Regions from separate parts of the Homo sapiens genome. Here all the other regions are linked to region 1. Evidence: chromatin loops called from intact Hi-C (ENCODE). Cell type or tissue: PC-3. All regions are shown on one strand. Region 1 holds the start of MIR4466 (microRNA 4466). Region 2 has its middle 190 kb from the start of SNORD28B. Region 3 has its middle 90 kb from the start of ARID1B. Region 4 overlaps ARID1B (AT-rich interaction domain 1B).

Region 1 (2,500 bases):
AAGGTACTTAAAAGAAATTCCTGAATCTAGGTCGCATGTCCATATTTCCCCCAACCTCAACAAAAAAAAAAAAAAAAAAAAAAAAAAAAAGCCTATTCCCAAGGGTCATAGGGACATAATGGATTCATTCTCATTACAAGAAAACAAAATACTGAAAATGATTGGTACCATTAAGAAAAAAATACTCTAAAGTAACATGGTCCTACATCTGCCTCTAACTTCATTCGTCTCTAGTTTACGAAGATGTGAATTTTAAACTGCTCCTTTAAAAGCAGGCTGACAAAGCAAACCTTTTTAAAATTAATTACGTGGGTTTATTTCCATGATTCTTCTCTATAATGTTTTTCCTCGTGTGAATCAAAAACAAGTTGAAATCACAAGTTTTCTATTAAGAATAGAAAAATCTATTATCCTTAAAAGCAAAACTCCAATAACTAAAGATCTGAAAGCAGTGGACAGCAGTGTTCAGCCTAGGATTCACAAGATTATTTGTTAAATTCAGCCCTTCCTTCACTCTGACAAGTCTCTAAGGTATGATTATTGTTAAAATACCTCTTCCTAAAATAAATGAGTTACATAAAAATATACATACAACGACTGTTGTTCCTCTCTAACAGATTAGGATTTTTTAAACTTTCATAGCATTAACATGAAAGAAAAATTATTTGGAAAAAAAGACACCCAGCACAACTTGCTTAGAATATAGTTTCCCTAATTCATCGTGTAAGCAGTTCAAACAAGGCTCAAATTACCTAATCTAACAAAACAATGAAGAAAAAAAAAAGATTATGGGGCATTTCTGTATTCTCCACATCAAAAGCAAATATGAAATGATTCTTAGTATTTCACAGGAATATCTCATTTTTCCCCTTTTAATTATTGTTATCTGCACAAATATGTGGTTTCCTCATTTCGTTTTTTAAATATGTCAATTCTAACCAAAACTCCTCATCCACAAATATCTTTGAACAGTCAGAACTGATAAATCACAAAAAAATGAAGCTTAAATCTTGTTTATCAGGTGAATTACACATCACCAAAATATATTGCTGCCTATCAAAATCTTAAAAAAATTTTAAGGTTTTATTAAGCTGCGTGTGCTGACAGAATTCAAATTTTTCCATAGTTGAATTTGTAAAGGGAAGACTTTTATAAAGGCTTTACAAATCCAAAAATTGGTAAAATTCGTGGTTTACTTATTTTTCAATGGCCTTATCCTCAGCCTCCAATTAAAGTCTATGATATATGTAATGTGCATATTCTAAGACTATCATCAAAGATCTGAATTTTGTAAATGCCCAATACTGGACACCAGCGAACTGTTTTTCTGTATTTGATCCTCTTATTAATAACTATGATTCATAATAGTTTCAGCTTTAAATACTGAACCTTACATTTGCTTGTAATAGAGCTCAGTTATTATTTGTGGCAAGAATTTTTGTGACTGTACTGCTCAGCACTTCTATTTACATCAGCAGTGCTAAATGCCCAATGGTGAGAGGGGAGCCAATCAGATGGCAGATTAGATGTCAACTCAGAGGCAGCTGTCTGGAGACTATTACAGCCAGTTTACCTCCACAATTCAAATTCCAAACCTTGCAAAGGAGATCAAGTCAGTCTTTAGGCTCAGCCTACTAGCAAGAAACAGCAAGAGTGCAGGACACTTCCTAACAGCGCTGTAGGACTCGGGTGACAGCAAAATAAAGAAAATCCAAATAAATACGATCCCAAAAGATCAATTTTCACTGGTCTGCTATCTTACTGGATTTGCTGAATAAAATGCATGCCTAATCCATGATCAAAATAAGTTCAATTGATCCGGAACGTGCTCCTTTCACATAGCCTGCCTGTTGAAGGTGACTCCCTGCAAGCAGCCCGTAAGCCCAATAATGGATTTCCCTGGCTATTCTAAGGAACGAATCGATGTATTTTACAATATTGCACCTCCATGTCGTTGTAAATTTTGTTATTATTCCTACCAGCAAACGTTCGAGCTCGAAGCCCGCACCGAGTGTCTCTGAATGGCTCTCCCTAAGTAGGAAAAACCCACTCGCTTGTCACAAAGCTAACCTATTTTCCCTGCCTGGACCTCGGAAGCCAAGAGGGAACGTGCTGTGGCTAAAGGTGTGAGAAAGTTCCTCATTCTTTCCCCCGTTAAAGCACATTGTGGGCGCTCCCAGAACCGATCGGGTGGCTCTTCGCCCCAGCCGTCCTGGCCGGGAGAGCCTATTTGTTACAAAAGCACCCGAACGGTCCCCGCCGCCCCAAACGGCGACCGCGCGGGTGGCGCCTCGGGATCTCGCTTCGCGTTCCCGGGCCTGGGGGAGGGGGGGGACGCGGGTGCGGGCCGGCGGGGTAGAAGCCACCCGGCCCGGCCCGGCCCGGCGAAGCCCTCCCAGGCCTGGACAGCGCGCCGGCCCCCGGGGCGCCCCGACCGCGGCGGGAGGCGGCCGCCCGTCAAGATGGCTTTGGGCGCCGCGCCCCCGCCGCCCCCGCGGGA
Region 2 (2,500 bases), 220 kb after region 1:
GTATAATCTATGCAAACGTTACCACACGGAGTTGTTTCTTTCTAGTTTGGTTCACCTTCTTTCCGCAGTGGAGCCGCACGTGTGTTTGTTAGGTGGGTTGAATGCCCTTCCTGAGAAGGAAGCATCTCTCCATGTCTGTGTGCAGGAGAGCGATGACAGAAGGCCACTGTCTGTACCCGGAAAAATCCCAGGACAAGGAGGGCAAAGAGCCCTGGATGTGAGTCCAAGATCTGCTGTCACGTTGTATGGATGTGGGCAGGTAAGTGCCGGGCTCAGAGTCCTCATCTGAAAGATGAAGACCAGAGTTGCCCCTCCATTTTGCCTTGCAGCATTTTTCTGGGTATCAAGAACAAAGGTGCAAGAGTCTTATTCATTCATAAAAGGAAGTTCTGACACCTGCCACACCACAGCTGAACCTTGAAAACATCGTCCTACATCAAAGAAGCCAACGCACTAGGACAAATATTGCAGGATTCCCTTTATGTAAGGTTCCAAGAATAGGCAAATTGATAGATGCAGAAAGGAGAATGGGCGTTCCTAGGGCTGGGGGCCAGGGGATTAGGGAGCTGGAATTTGATGGGTCCAGAGTTCCCGTTAGGGACGATGGAAAAGTTCTGGAGATGGATGGTTGGTGATGGTTGCCCAAGAATGCAAATGTACTTTATGCCACTGAATTGTACCTTAAAGACGGTGAAAATCGTAAATTTTTATGTTGTCTATACTCTACCACAATAAAAATAGCAAAAAAACTCCAATAACCATGGAAAGTCATGGTACAAATTCAGGTTATAATATGAAACGTCAGTTCTCTTTTTCCCAGGGTAAAAGAGACATGGAAAAGAGAGGAGACGAGGGCTGATGGCCTGTCTGTTGGTCCTTGACGTTTTCGGCTTTGCCCGAGCCTGGTGGCTGAGCAGACGCAGAACCAGCAGCCGGGGCCTGGGCCTGGCTGTGGCCCTCTGTTTACTCGTCCTATCCTTGTTTCTTCTGTAAAATGAGGCATTCATTCCAGATGGCCCTCCACGACCCCACCTCACCCCCATAGCGCCACAATTCTCAAATTTCATTCACTTTCTTTTGATCTAGCTCTGTTCTTTTAAGTAATGTCATCTTGGCTTACTTTTTATAAACACATGGGAGCAAATCGTATTTGATTATTAACTTAAAAAAAAATTAAGAACCACCAAGGTGCTATAGGTTCTGAAAAACACCCTTTCCAACGATAAACACCCCATGCAGGGCTTGGCGGCCCAGGTGGCCGAGTCGCCGGCCTTGGAGGGGGCAGCCTTGCTGCTCTTCTGCGCCCTCTGGTGGCCTCTCTCCATCACCGTCGCCACCGCACAGGATTCTTCGGGGCTTGTGCCTTGGGCTGGGTGAGGACACTCACTTGTCTGAGGAGGAGATTTACTCTGGCAAACTTGTGTCTGGTGCTTCGAGTAGAGAGATGGAAAATGACAACTTTCTATTCTGAAAGGCTCTCTATTAGTGGCCGGTGATGAAGATGCCAGAAAAAAGTGGCCCATCCATTATATTTATGTTGTGTGATATTGGACCACAGAGGGTAAAGTCAATGAGCAGAATAAGTAATTGTAACAAGCATTTTCATTCCCTTGGCAGGAATTTACTCATTAGCAGTATACCTATTTTATACGGGGAGATTAGATAAATTAGAGATTAAAGAAAGTGGAACAGATGTTTTTCCTCTGATAAGCATCATTCTATAAGAAAACTCCAGAGGGTTAGAATCAGTGCAGAAAGCAGGAATGCACATTATTTTTTGGTGCTTCCACATTTTGAGAAGGCAAAAAAAAAAAAAAATACTAGGTGGGGGGAGGTTGGGCCAGCGCAGGGTTGCACGCGTACAGCACACCGACACCTCCATTGTAACGTGACTAATAATAGAGCCTTCTGTTTTTTGAGTACGTGCTAAGTGCCTTGTGTACTTTGTGAGCTCTGTGCCAGGTGCTTTGTGGATGTTCTCTTTAATCCCTCCAGTGACAGCGGTGGGGCAGCTGTTTTGTTTCTATTTCACAGATGAGAAAGGCGGAGAGGCTCCAAAAGGGCTAATGATTGGATGGAGATTGGGTCAAGCAGTGGTTCTCAGCCGGCAGCATCATCATTGCCTGGGAGCTTGTTAGAGATGAAGATTCCAGGCCCCACCCTAGACTTCCTGAATCAGAAACTTGGTTGTGGGGTGTGGGGATCTGTACCTTTTTTTTTTTTTTTTTTTGAGATGGAGTCTCGCTCTGTCACCCAGGCTGGAGTGCAGTGCCTCGATCTCGGCTCACTGCAACCCCCACCTTTCGGGTTCAAGCAATTCTCTTGCCACAGCCTTCCGAGTAGCTGGGATTACAGATGCCCGCCACCATACCCAGCTGATTTTTGCATTTTTAGTAGAGACAGGGTTTTACCATGTTTGCCAGGCTAGTCTCAAACTCCTGACCTCAGGTGATCCACCTGCCTCAGCCTCCCAAAGTGTTGGGATTACAGACGTGAGCCA
Region 3 (2,500 bases), 94 kb after region 1:
GTCCAGGCTGAAATGGAGGTCAGCAGAGACGCCAAGATAATGACAGGGCCACGCCAGCGCTCGCTGGCTTTTCTTTAACGCACGTTTTCCCTTAGTAAAAATCAAGATCCTGAGGGAGAAGTGATCCTTTTTAATTCGCCTTTTCGGGACTTTGTGGCAGCGCTTAACGCGCCTTATGCTTAATGGCACACGTCGGGGGGCTCCCGGGAGATGACGGGTGGGCGGACCCCAGGCGCAGGTCCAGTCCCATTACCCACATTTCCCGGAGCCCAGTCTACTTTTCACATCTTTCATTCCCCCTGAAATAGATGCACATTCGCCTCCAGATTTAGAATAGGAGCAATGAGTATTTCACGAAAGCCTGGAAAATATGACTTTTCCAGAAATGGCTTAAGTCGGTCATAGATCTTCAGGCTCCTGGCAACTGCGGGACGGGGGTGTGCCCTAATTGCATCCATTTCCTCCCAGGCCTGATTGGGAATCTTGCACCGGCATCGCGAGCCCCGCTCTTCGGCCTCCAGGAGCGAGTGAGGGACGCGGGAGAGGGGCTTTTCTTCGGCGTGCGCGTCCCCCTGCCGCCGGCTTCTCCAGCTCCTCGCCGGGCCGCGCTGCCGCCCAAACTCCGCGGCGCCGCCCGCTCCGCGCCCGGCTCCGGCCCAGGTTTTGCGGCCCGCCCGCCGCCGCGCTCGCCGAGCCGGAGGCTGGCGCCGCCGAGGCCGCCGCGGCCGGGGCGTGGGGGCCGCACCGCGCACGCGCGCCCGCGGCGTCTGAGGCTCCCTGCGCCCCGACTCCGCGCGGCCGGAACCCTCGCGCCGCCGCGCCACCCGGAGCCGCCCGGGACCCGGACCCCGCGCGCCCCGCGCCGGGCGGGGACTATTTTCTCTGCCCGTGTCCTCTCCTCTCCCCACGCCGGGAGGAACATTCCTGGCTCTCCCCGCCCGGCTGCGTCTGTGCCCGCTCCTCCCCCGCCGCGTGTTTTCCGCCCCAGTAAAGATCGTGCCACACAAATAAGCCTCGAATGCCCTTTGCCGAGCAGGCAGGAGGGCAGCAAGCGCAGAGCCCGAGCGGGCCATTTTCAGGGCGCGTCTCCGGAGCCGCTAAAAGTCTTGTTTTCTCCCAAAAGTGGAAGGTGGGAGGTGGGGCGGTCGTGGGGCCGCTTCCAACTGCTACACACGCTCGAATAGTTGTCAGTAAAATCAAACTGACGTCAGCCCTGAGGAAAAAGATAGGTCTCTTTTGTTCTCATGTTCTACCCCCGCCCCTTGCGATCAAAGGCAAAAAACATTTTTTTGGAGGTGGGGGGAAAGACAAAAAGGGGGAAAAAATTGCAATGCGGAGAGATAGCTTCCATCAGAGCTCCTGCCCGGGCGATGGGAATGTTTAATGAATGCATCAAGCCTTTTGATCACCCTCGCTCGGTTGGGTTCAGTAGTGCCGGAAGGTTAGTTGCATCTCCTGTGGCTGATCTGAAATTCGATCAGCAGAGGGGGCAAAGAAAAGAAAAGCATTTTAATGGGAATCAATAGGGGATCATAGGTCTTGGAAGGAAATACGTGTTGATTAAAAATGCCACAAGATTAAAAAATGTCCACGACTTGTTTAAAAAGAGAAAAAGGAAAAAACAGAGAGGAGAGGAGAGAGAGAGAGGAGAGAGGAGAGGGGGAGGAGGAGGGAAAAAAACCCTTAGCAATCTATTTTCTCTGTGTGTTGCTGCCAGAGAGGCAGTCAGCAGACCAACAGTTTGTATAATGCTTCAAGCTACAGCGGGCAAATTTAAAGCTGTATGCTCAGAACAACATAATAAATACTTATTGAAAATGCATTTCTATTTCTAAGCGGGGTTCACTCATGCATTATACAAAGCACCTAGGGCTGCAGTAGCGAGACGCAAGGGGACAAATAAGGTGTACTGTGGCTCAAGTTCTTAAAACTAAACTCTCCAGCTTTTAACAGTTGACAGCAAGAACATAGACACTTAAAAAATGTATGAAAAACTAAACGAATAGCTTGAAAGATACCACGGACTTAAATTGTCTGAAACTTAAAGTTGTAATTTAAAAAAATCTGATAACTGAGGTTGAGGAGAAGGATAGCAAGGGGAGTTAGTGGTAGATAGCATATTGATTGGGTTACAGAGTGGAAAATTATTGCCCTGTAGGTAGAGAAAGTGATCAGCGGTGTGATAAAAACGGTGGAAGGTTTTATGACTATCCATCTACTACAGTGGGAAAGGGAAAAAGGTATTTTAAACCCATTCTTTGACAGAAAAACACAAATATACACCCTGTTTGCATAGCCTTTTAGAAAGAAATCAATTTACATTTTTACATTTTTGCATGTTAAACAAAGTTTCTTCATTGCAGTGGTGGAGCCTTCCTTTCAATAGCCTTTTAGGGAGTCCTCCAGATCTCCTGCATTCTAGTCCTACCCTTTACTCATCTTCCTCATTTTTACCTTTTCTTTCAATCTCTTTGAAGGACGTAAAAAGCGTCAAAGAGGT
Region 4 (2,500 bases), 85 kb before region 1:
GCCTCTCACATTATTTGTGGGAGGAAACATCCCTTTCTCCCAGCTCAGTTTATGCCCAAGGAAATGGATTCCGGCACTCAGCCTGGCTCTTCCTATGTCCTCAGCAGTGAGGGTTCTTATTGCTGCCATCCACACAGCTCTGGCCAGGGCTCCCAGCACAGGACTGCCGCCAGTACCTAACTGCCTATGGTGTTTGCACCATCTTTTCCATGGAGGAGCCTCAAGCCACTTTAAAACTTTGATTTTAACATCCAGCAATATGATTTTCTTTGCTACCCTTTAGTAGGTCCAGATATGTCATGTGTACACCTCTTGTTGGTTGTCAAAGATGAAAACCGTCTGTCAGAGTATGCAATGGATGGCTGAAAGACAGGTCACAGAAGACTCCAAGGAAAATACACAAATAGCATTATAATAAGCCAGCACTGTGCCAGGCCATGTTAAAGGGAGCTATTCATGTACAGGGAAAAACTGTGGTCACAAGTAACTTTCCTATGTCTGTACAGAAAATAAAATGCACTAAATCACACTTAAACGAAGTAACTTCCATGATGCTTGCAAAATCAACTGAGTTTTTCAACGTTTCCAAGTAGTATAAACCATTCAAAAGAACTCGTGTAGACAGTTCTTGTAGCTGTTAATTACATTTTAATGTCTGTGACAATTCTGTTTATGTATTAGACAGACAGTAACCCACAGCCATGAACATATTAACATAAATTACAAAGGTATTTATAAAGTAGCACACAACAGCAGTCAGACCCACAAATGTAAACGAAACCAAACTGTTTTCATTTTATGACTCACATATTTTTAACCTAAAGAGACTCTGGATAAAGACAGCAGATTCAGCACTCACATCTAGTAATAAAAATGGCAGTACTGTTTGCTTTTTGCTTGCCTGCTTTTTGTTTATTTTTATAAAACAAACCCACAAGAAGAGGAACAAAAACAGCCAAAAATTTTGGAAGCTAGAAACAGATGGACAAATAGTAACTAACTTACCCAACCTGGAAAGGTTAAGTCCGACACCCAGCTGACAAGGCAGAACCATCCAAAGGCTCGGCGATTGGTGGCAGCAGACACCTCCGAGTATAGTGTGGCGGTAGATGGGGTGACTAAGAAGCACTCACTCTCCCACTAAGCACAGCTCCTCCTTCACCCTGGCAGATGCCCAGAGATTTCCTCCTCGTAGAAGAGCAAAAGAGGGGCTCCTCAGAACCACTGCTGCAGAAGTACCACAGCAGTATCCACAGAATCCCCCAGCACAATCAACCTTGCCAACAGACCTCTTTCTGTGGTAAACCTGAGGCTGGACCAATAAGAAAGGTCTAAATACAGCCAGGATGGGAGTGGGAATGTCCCAGATTTCCCTAAGGAGCCCACCAAGGTCCCCACAGTAGTTCTTATGATGAACAACTGGCCAGGCAACCAATAATTACTTGGGGAAAGACTTTAACATAAAAATAGGGACCAAAACAAACAGAAAAGGGCAAGTTAGACGACAAGGAAACTATGCAAAACAGAGTACAATCAGTATCTCAAAGAGGTAAGAAAAAATAATCTACCCTCAAATAAGAACAGGAGTCTTTTACAACAAAACAAAAAAGAATTAAGAAAAGGAAAAAGGAGGAAGGTGGAGGGAAGGAGGGAAGGAGGGAAGCAGTCTTAGAGGAACAGAAAGAGCTCCTGGAAATTAGAAATATAATTGAAATGAAAAACTTTTCTAGAAAATGGAACAAAAAGGAAAAGACATGAAAAATAGAAGAAGAGATAAAGTTAAAAGTCTAGTATGAGATGATGAGTTCTAGAAAGAGAGAAGAGTAAAAATGAAGGAGAACAGGGAGATAAAAAAAACTTAAGAGCTTTTCCATAATTGAGCCAGAGTACGTGGGGAAATGAACTAAAATGGACTGAGACAAAACTAAAGACCAAAAGAAGGTCCTACAACATTAGGGGCTGAGGGAAGAGAGTCACATGCAAAGGATTAGGAAACAAGAAGCAAGAATGGCTTCAAACTTCACAACAGCAAGACTGGTGGTTAAGACAGTTGAGCAAGTGCTTCAGAATTGTGAAGGAAAGTGATTTCCAGAATTCCATTCTCAATCTATAAGTCATGCATGAGGGTAAAATGTCTTTTATTTTAAAGACATTTTCAGACATGTGAGATCTTAAAAATTTGGTCTCTTGAACCATTCTTAAGAAAGCTACTGAAGGATTGGCTCCACCAAAACAAGAAAGACACAGAATCCAGGAAACCAAAGATCCAACACAAGAAAGTGAAGGGAAACTCCAAGTAAAGGAAAATCCCAGGGTAATAGTTGAACATCAGCAGAAAGTGAATCCAGAGAGACTGGAGCAAGCCAGAAATCTCTAGGATAGGAAGTCCTCTAGAAGATAAAACTGATGACATAACTGATGGATCTAAACATCTTACAAGGAGAGACAGACAGTTATAACCGATTGAGATTCTAAAGGGGAGTGCATGGTAAGTTTATAT

Evidence for each region. Hi-C counts contacts between places; a loop is a spot of excess contacts. Peaks named below come from ENCODE experiments on the same cell type or tissue, not always from the same donor. Only the 100,000 strongest peaks of a DNase experiment are listed, where the experiment ranks them.
Region 2: it touches region 1 in a loop (7-fold over the local background); 81 of 110 quality-filtered maps call a loop at or near these places.
Region 3: it touches region 1 in a loop (11-fold over the local background); 102 of 110 quality-filtered maps call a loop at or near these places.
Region 4: it touches region 1 in a loop (4-fold over the local background); 17 of 110 quality-filtered maps call a loop at or near these places.

The regions. Positions count from the first base shown.
Region 1 is chr6:156,779,566-156,782,065 of GRCh38, reverse strand. All of the region lies in intron 1 of ARID1B (AT-rich interaction domain 1B), which reads right to left. MIR4466 (microRNA 4466) reads left to right here and starts at 2,335; the gene lies at 2,335-2,388. RefSeq lists silencers at 2,205-2,374, 2,405-2,500. In PC-3, no CTCF peak of the experiment used is centred here; a DNase peak (open chromatin) is centred at 1,545; H3K4me3 peaks cover 2,500 bases; H3K27ac peaks cover 823 bases.
Region 2 is chr6:156,563,376-156,565,875 of GRCh38, reverse strand. No RefSeq gene overlaps it. Among named protein-coding and RNA genes, the nearest start is that of SNORD28B, 190 kb to the right of the region's middle. RefSeq lists an enhancer at 1,357-1,606. In PC-3, CTCF peaks have their summits at 1,119 and 1,327 (motif pointing left); no DNase peak of the experiment used is centred here.
Region 3 is chr6:156,685,684-156,688,183 of GRCh38, reverse strand. No RefSeq gene overlaps it. Among named protein-coding and RNA genes, the nearest start is that of ARID1B, 90 kb to the left of the region's middle. RefSeq lists a silencer at 659-968 and enhancers at 322-1,248, 1,809-1,918, 1,249-2,176. In PC-3, a CTCF peak has its summit at 1,432; no DNase peak of the experiment used is centred here; H3K4me3 peaks cover 2,138 bases; H3K27ac peaks cover 1,872 bases.
Region 4 is chr6:156,864,951-156,867,450 of GRCh38, reverse strand. The region is part of intron 2 of ARID1B (AT-rich interaction domain 1B); the gene reads right to left. Among named protein-coding and RNA genes, the nearest start is that of MIR4466, 86 kb to the right of the region's middle. In PC-3, a CTCF peak has its summit at 1,049; no DNase peak of the experiment used is centred here; H3K4me3 peaks cover 1,407 bases; H3K27ac peaks cover 1,570 bases.